2 separate regions of the Homo sapiens genome follow, and region 2 is linked to region 1. A link is an interaction called in ENCODE POLR2A ChIA-PET data of the cell type or tissue named here. Cell type or tissue: GM12878. All regions are shown on one strand.

Evidence for each region. Peaks named below come from ENCODE experiments on the same cell type or tissue, not always from the same donor. Only the 100,000 strongest peaks of a DNase experiment are listed, where the experiment ranks them.
Region 2: POLR2A ChIA-PET joins it to region 1 with 5 read pairs; 2 of 35 experiments call an interaction of 5 or more read pairs at or near these places.

What each region holds. Positions count from the first base shown.
Region 1 is chr1:55,289,192-55,293,191 of GRCh38, reverse strand. No RefSeq gene overlaps it. Among named protein-coding and RNA genes, the nearest start is that of MIR4422, 66 kb to the right of the region's middle. In GM12878, no CTCF peak of the experiment used is centred here; no DNase peak of the experiment used is centred here.
Region 2 is chr1:55,206,810-55,210,809 of GRCh38, reverse strand. All of the region lies in intron 1 of USP24 (ubiquitin specific peptidase 24), which reads left to right. Among named protein-coding and RNA genes, the nearest start is that of USP24, 6.6 kb to the left of the region's middle. In GM12878, no CTCF peak of the experiment used is centred here; no DNase peak of the experiment used is centred here; H3K4me3 peaks cover 1,361 bases; H3K27ac peaks cover 707 bases.

The DNA.
Region 1 (4,000 bases):
TGAACTCAGAACCAGGCACAGTGGCTCACACCTGTAATCCTAACACTTTGGGAGGGCAAGGCAGGAGGATCACTTGAAGCCAGGAATTTGAGGCCAGTCTAGGCAACATAGTGAGACCCATATCTCTACAAAAAAAATTAAAAATTAGCTTAGTGGGATGCACCTGTAGTCCCAGTTACTCAGAAGGCTGAAGCAAGAGGATGGCTTGAGCCCAGGAGTTCAAGGATACAGTGAGCTATAATCTCACCACTACACTCCAGCCTAGGCTACAGAGCAAGACCCGGTCTCTAAAAAGAAAAAAAGATTTGAACTCAGGTCCTTCTTCCTCAAAGCCTGCCATCTTTTCACATACTATGAGGCCCACACTCCTCCCACCAACAGAGGCTGCTAAGAGTGAGCCGCAGCCAAGGAGTCAGCACTTCTGAGAAAGCCAAGGGGCAGAGGCATTGCTTGAAGTGAAGCCAAGCAGTGATGGTGGGAGGGGAAGAGAAAAGGAAAGAGCACACGCTGAGGGCCCACAGCATGCCAGGCATGGGGCTTGACGCTCCCCACATGGTATTACATCTCTTCCTCACAGCGGCCTAGAAAAGAGGTGTAATTATCTTCATTTTACAGAGAAGGAAAGTGGGCACAGAGAAGTGAAGTAACTAAACAAAGTCACAAAAACTGTAATGGAGCTGGAGATTGAAAGGGTAACTCAGGAAGGGCTGAAGATTCCATTGCCAAGGCCCCTGCCTGACACGTCCACTGCCACCCCTGCTGGATTATATCTAATCCAAGATGCTGCCTGATCCAGAAGGATTTATGAAGGCAAAATGCTGGGTGCATCTGGCTAGAGCCCAGCCCTCCTAGTGGCTCTGAAATCCAAGATGGTGAATCCCTGTTAACACTCAGACCAATGGTACTGGGGGCTGCAAACTTTGGGGCAAATGCAGGACAGATCCTGAGCCCCCTGCTCACCACAGGCCCAGCCTCGGGGGAGGCCATATGGGAGCACTTTGCCTTCCCTTGGCCACCTCCCACTTGTATTGCTCGGCTCTGATCTGTGTGTGTATTGTACTTTAAGAAGAAAAGGCTGCAGAGACAAACAAGGAATAAAATCGGATAACACAGAAAACCTCAAGTACAAGAATTGCTGCCAGACCAGGTGCGGTGGCTCATGCCTGTAATCCCAGCACTTTGCCAGGCGGATCGCTTGAGGTCGGGAGTTCAAGACCAGCCTAGCCAACATGGTGAAACCCCATCTCTACTAAAAATACAAAAATTAGCTGTACATGGTGGCATGCGCCTGCAGTCCCAGCTACTCGGGAGGCTGAGGCAAGAGAATCCCTTGAACCCAGGAGGCAGAGGTTGCAGTGAGCCAAGATCACATCACTTCACTCCAGCTTGAGCAGAACAGTGAAATTCCGTCTCAATAAAAAAAAAAAAAAAGGATTTGCTGCCATTTATGACTGCCTGTCATTTAGAATGCTAGCTTGCTAAAATCTTTTTCTAGTCCTGGTTCAAATGCCACCTCCTTTAGGAAGCCACTCCCTGGAAGGAATGCCTCTCTCCCTCTCCAATCCTCTGTGTTATGGTTAGATTTTTAATTATCATATTCAGCCCAATAATTAATTATACTTCCTTACTAAATTGTGGTCGTATTGAAAGCAAGGACCCTGCCCTCTTTGCAGTAATAAAAGTAAACTAATAGCCACCATCTGTCGGGTACTCACATGTCCCACATGCTTTATATTCATTATCTCCTTTGATACTCATGATATTCTGTTTTTTTCCACCATTTGGAAACTGACATTTAGAAAGATTACCCACAGGGTCAAGGTCCAAACTCAGATCCAAGGGTGAGCGCCTTCCAATAAGCAATGATGCACAAAGTATTTATTATAAAAATATTTGTTCAGTATTTGTGAATTCATGGGCTCCAACCCTGTCGCCCAGTGTGTCAACTAAAACGGAATGCAATAGCATTTCAGTTTTCCATTGCTGTATAATAAACCACCCCCAGCCTTAGTGGTTTAAAGCAACACCCATTTTCTTTGCACTTCATTCTGAGGATCAGGAATTCTGGCAGGGCTTAGTGAGAACCACTCCTCTCTGCTCCATGCAGGGTCTATGTTCTTCTCCATGGCCTGTCTCTTCTTGCCATGGCACATGTGTTTCCCTCTGACTGAAAACAAAGTCTTCTTAAAAGGCTCCTTCATCTCAGAGTGTCAATTCTGCTGCATTCTACAACAGGCCAAAGCAAGTAACAAGTGCAGACTAGATTCAAGAGAACACAGAGATCAACTTCAGCCTTTGTTGGGAGGGGCAAGCAAGATCACATCATGAAGGACATGGACCTAGGAGAAATGATCCACTGGGGCTGGGATGGTTAACCTGATGTGCTCTCTTGGCTAGGCTGTGGGGCCCAGGTGTGGTCAAACACAAGTCTAGATGTTGGGGTGAAGGTATTTGTGGATGCGATTAATATTTATAATCAATTGACTTTAATTGAAGCAAATTTCCCTCAATAATGTGGGTGGACCTCATCCAATCAGTTGAAGGCTTTAAGAGCAAAAACACAGATTTCCTGAAAAAGAAGCCATTCTACCTCAAGTCTGCAACAAAGAAGCAGTGGAGTTTCTGCCTGGGTTTCCAGCATGCTGGCCTGTCGCACAGATTTTGGACTCAAGACTACATCAGCTCTATTGAATTGCCAGCCTATTGAGCAGTCATCCAGGCTTTAGACTTACCAGGCCCCTCAATCATGGGAGCCAATTCATTAAAATAAACCTCTCTCTCTTTCTCTCTCATGTTCTCTCTCTTGCTCTGCATATGTGTATACACATACACAAACATATACATATATAATAGTGTATGTGTGTATATATATATATATATAACAGTGTGTGTATATATATTAAAAAGCATGTGTCTGTGTCTGTGTTTGTATAAAGTAGTGTATATATACACACTATTAGTTCTGTTTCTTTGGAGAACCCTGAAAATACATGAACCATTTTTAACAATCTACTGCAAACACAAAAGATAGGTTCTGATCAGAACATAGGGCTGTGGCATTAACTGTCCACTACCTTGAAGAGAGGGAGATCATTCCTAGTATGATCTGGAAATCAGAACAGAGCTGCCTCAGACCTGGGAGTTTTCATGAATGTTCTTGTTTTTCTGCTTTGGCCAGGGTTTGCTATGATAATCACCACATACACTTCACAAATTATCTCTTTTAGAGAATGGCACAGGTTCTAAGTTAAATCTTTGCTAGATCCCGCACAATCTGGTAAGGGTGCCACTGCTGCCACTGCTGGACCCTGGGAACTACCACTGGCACCTCCCCTGCCCCCAGTGGACACGGGGCATGAAGCAGGCACTGCTGGCTCCAGAATAAATTCTGCCTTGCCCCTGAGTCACTCGCTACAAATCCAGAGCATTTACAGTGGACATTTCACTACCTGGAAATTTTACTATGTGGAGAATTCCTCACCGGGCAGGAAGTAGAAGAAAAGGAGGCTAACGGGAAAAGATTCAAGTCTACCAACTAGAGCCAGGAGAGACCTGGCCTCACATACACACAGCCCAACCTTCTCCAACTCACAGATCAATACCAGACATTTACATTCAATACCCCCATTATTGCGTGTGACGAACCATTTTAAGTTAGTTCACTACCTGTGTAATGAGCTGTGTGAGTTCCCAGCAGGAAGCAGGGAGTACACTCAAATCTATAATAAAGGGACTATTCTTAAAGATGTGAGCAGACTTTAAGGAAACCAGCAAGGGTAGTGAAGTGCCCTGGGGTTAGCCGCAGCTGCGCTGCCTAGAACTTAGCCACCTCTGGTCTTCTGGCTGGGAGAATGCCCTCTGTCCCTCCTACCCCAATTTCCTGCCTGTGCCTTGTTCAAAAGTTAGAGGCTGCTGAAGCCCATGGAAGCAGTCTGTTAGGGAAGGGAATGGTGCTGAGGAACAAATGACGGGCACCCAACGCACAGTCCTTCTGCAAGGC
Region 2 (4,000 bases), 82 kb after region 1:
CTTGTTTTGTTCCTGTTTTAATGTGGATGTTCTTTCTGGAGGTATTGTTTTGTCAGGAGTACTTTCAAGATTTCATTGCTTTTTTGTTTTTTTAAGTTTAGAGCCCCAAAGTTGGTCCTGCTGTTAATATATCTAAGTCACATAAAAATAAGAAGCATATTAATTTGTAGTTCCTTAACTTACCTCATTCCTATTTCTCTTGTTCCCCTTTGGTAGTAAGTGGTAATTATAAATGGATTAAAATTGTAATACTGTCAATGTGTATAATTAAGGTTTATGGTAAAATTCATGTTATTCTTTTCCTAAAATACAACAACCCTAGTATGAGTGTGGAGTAAATATCAAATGAGTAGCTTTTAGTTAACTATTAGTGATTTGGTACATGACCTGTGGTTTATGAATTACTGTGATTTGGTAAATAAAAAAAGGCCCTTTAAAGGCTTTAGAGTAAAAAAATGAAATAATTTCCCAAATCAGTTGAAAGTAGATGAAATAAAAATAGGGAATTAAAGATGAATCAGCATGGCCTAATTTTTAAATAAGAATTTCTTTCTGATCCAGTATATGTATATATATCTCCTTTGGGAATTAGGTCTGTGAGTTAATCTAATGGTTGGAGTCTCACCTTGTAATTACCTGCCCATTCACTTTTAGAATGAATGTAATTTGGCATGAAGAGAGTACCTTTCGTGTGTCTGTGAGTGTGGTTTTAGTGAAATCATAGTAGGTTGTGACAGCTTTATACAGCATAATAATATTGTTAGCTTAAATTTTGAAAACAATTTCAATGTTAGAAAAGCAAATGTTGTAATGTTTTAGCAATTTGAGGAAAAGGTTTCAACATTAATAGAAAAATATGTCCATATACTTAAGTATTTTTATACTTACTGCCTACAATATCATATACCATTTACTTGATCTGAGTGTGAAGGAGGGCGTTTTTTACTTTTAATAAGAAAATGTTAAAAAAGATTTAGTAGAATCTGAAATCTGGAGTTCAGTTTTCCTGGAAATTTTCCTTATATGGAACCACAGAGAGAAATAAGAAGTAAACACATAAGATGGAACCATTTCAGAACACCTTCGTACATGCATTAAAGCTCATGCACTCCACTCACTAAGCGCTCTAAGTGCACTAAAGCTCATGCATTTCTTTCATTTGTGTTTAAACTTAACAAAAAATACAGTTCAAACAAGTTTCAATATTAGGTTTCCTATCAAATTAGAATGGTTTTATGGCAATCTAAACACAAGGTGATGAGCTCTTAGAGACAAGCTCATTTGACAATAGTGAGAAGTGACAGTAGCAGCTTAGTGGTCAAGGAGGGAACAGGAAAGCTTTAAAAGCCGACTCAACCAAATCACACTAGCCGATTTGTGTAGGGTGATTTGAAACAGCTTTATTATGTGTTTCATGGCCCTGAGAGGATAACTGTGTTTTCAATGATGTCACAGTCAAGAAGAGGTTCCAGTGTGGTCTGCTTAAGAAGGGTCAGGAATGTTTAATGTATTTTAGAAAGGTTTTCCTTTTAAAAAGAAAAAAAAAGAAGAAGTTGGATGGATAAAGAAGTAGGCTTCAGACACCTGGAAAATTCAGATGTGAGGACATTTCAGTCATGATACTAGATTGCAGAGGTACGACTAAGAGAGTTGTGCTTCATTTTCAAAAGAGTAAATGTTTTTTTCCTCCCTTTTTTTTCTAGGGAGTTTTACTTCCTTTTTTAAGCTTGTATTTTTCATTTTCTTTATCATAGGAATTTTTATTGTTTAGTGTTATCACATTTTTCAGTCACAACTGACATAAAAATTTTCGTTAAGCTCATATTGATAGTAGGTGACATTATTGGGTTTTTTTTGTTTTGTTTTGTTTTTTTAAGATGGAGTTTTGCTCTTTCACCCAGGCTGGAGTGCAGTGGTGTGATCTTGGCTCACTGCAACGTCCGCCTTCCAGTTTCAAGCGATTCTTCTGCCTCAGCCTCCCAAGTAGCTGGGATTACAGGCGCCTGCCACCACGCTCTGCTAATTTTTGTATTTTTAGTAGAAATGGGGTTTCACCATGTTGGCCAGGCTGGTCTCGAACTCCTGACCTCGTGATCCGCCTGCCTCTGCCTCCCAGAGTGCTGGGATTACAGCCGTGAACCACCGTGCCCAGCGCTGTTTTTTGTTTTGTTTTATTTTTTTGAGACAGAGTGTAGTTTTGTCACCCAGGCTGGTGTGCAGTGGTGCAATCTCAGCTCACTGCAACCTCCGCCTCCCAGGTTCAAGTGATTCTCCTGCCTCAACCTCCTAAGTAGCTGGGATTACAGGCATGCACCAACCACATCCGGCTAATTTTCATATTTTCAGTAGAGACGGGGTTTCACCATGTTGGCCAGGCTGGTCTTGAACTTCTGGCCTCAAGTGATCCGCCAACCTCAGCCTCCCAAAGTGCTGGGATTACAGGTGTGAGCCTCCGCACCTGGCCAACATTATTGTTTCTGTCGATAATCTCTGTGGTGAGTTTTGGCAAAGTATTTTATAACCATTTTGTTTTTATAGTATGTTTACAGGGTCACTTGTTTGTCTGCTAGTGAGAAACCTGGCTCCCACCATTGGTAGCTTCCATTTTTTATTTCTCTGTGTGTGTTATGTGTGAGAAGTAGAATCCACTGTTTTAGAGGTGATTACCTTAAGCTGGTTAATGGAATATATAGCCGTAGATTTGATGTTTTCATTTTCTCTGAAGAGCTAACACAAGTAAGTTTAAATATTATTCTTACAATCTTTCCAGAAATTAAAATGCTTCAGCCATGATACAGCAGTCTTTGGAATCTTTTAAAGGGCTGAGTTGAAGATGTGATTGTTCTCTTAAAAAATAAATAATATTTTAGGTACTCACCAGGGCTTCCCACTTCTAAAGATAAACACTAACAAGTAGTTGTTCCAGCACACAATTTGCTTTCCTGTAGCATCAAGCCAGTTATTTGTATTGCAAAATTCATTTGACATTATTTATTATACTTTCACTTAAGTTTATATCAAGAATATTTTATAAAACCATTACTTACTAAGCAATACGATACAGTTGTCCCTTGATAGCCATAGGGGGCTGGTTCCAGGATACCACCCCACCATGCTCAAGTCCCTAGTGTTTCCATCTAACCTACACACATCTTCCCGTATACTTTAAGTCATCCCTAGATTACTCATAATACCTAATACAATGGAAATGCTGTGTATGCAGTTGTTACATCATATTGTTTCTTGTTTGTATTTTTTATTGTTGTATTCTTATTTTTAATTTTTTCTTCAAATAATTTTGATTTGCAGTTGGTTGAATCTGCAGATATGGAACCCATGGATACAGAGAGCCAGCTGTACTTAACTCCTGTATCAGTAGGTTTCCAAAATTATTTCTGAAATTAAAATCTTTGTAAGGAAGACTTGTTGGTCAGAAATTCAAATCCAAGACTTTTCAGTTTCTGCTTCATGTGCTGTTAAAACCCAGCTTTTCATAAACAGTTCAGCATTTCCTTTTTTTTTTTTTTTCCCCTTTCCATTTCTCCTATATTGTCAATTTTGGTTGAACATTAATTGCTTTTTGAGAACTATAGTTGGTAATCTATAGTGTGAAGCATTTTGGTAACAATTTTATAATTTTGTTTTGGTTTTTGAGACAGGGTCTCACTCTGTCACCCAGACTGCAATGCAGCGAGGCGATTTTGGCTGATTGTAGCCTCTGCCTCCTAGGCTCAAGTGATTCTCCCCACCGCAGCCTCTCAAGTAGCTGGGACCACAGGTGTGTGCCAATTTTTGTATTCTTTTTTGTAGATATAGGGTTTCGCCATGTTGCGCAGGCTGGTCTCGAACTCCTCAGCTCAGGCGATCTGCCTGCCTCAGCCTCCTCAAGTGCTGAGATTACAGGTATGAGCCAGTCACCATGCCCGGCCTTGGTAGCAATTTAAGATGTATTTCAGATCCTAGAAAATATGAAGGTACTCTGTGAATAGCAACACTATTA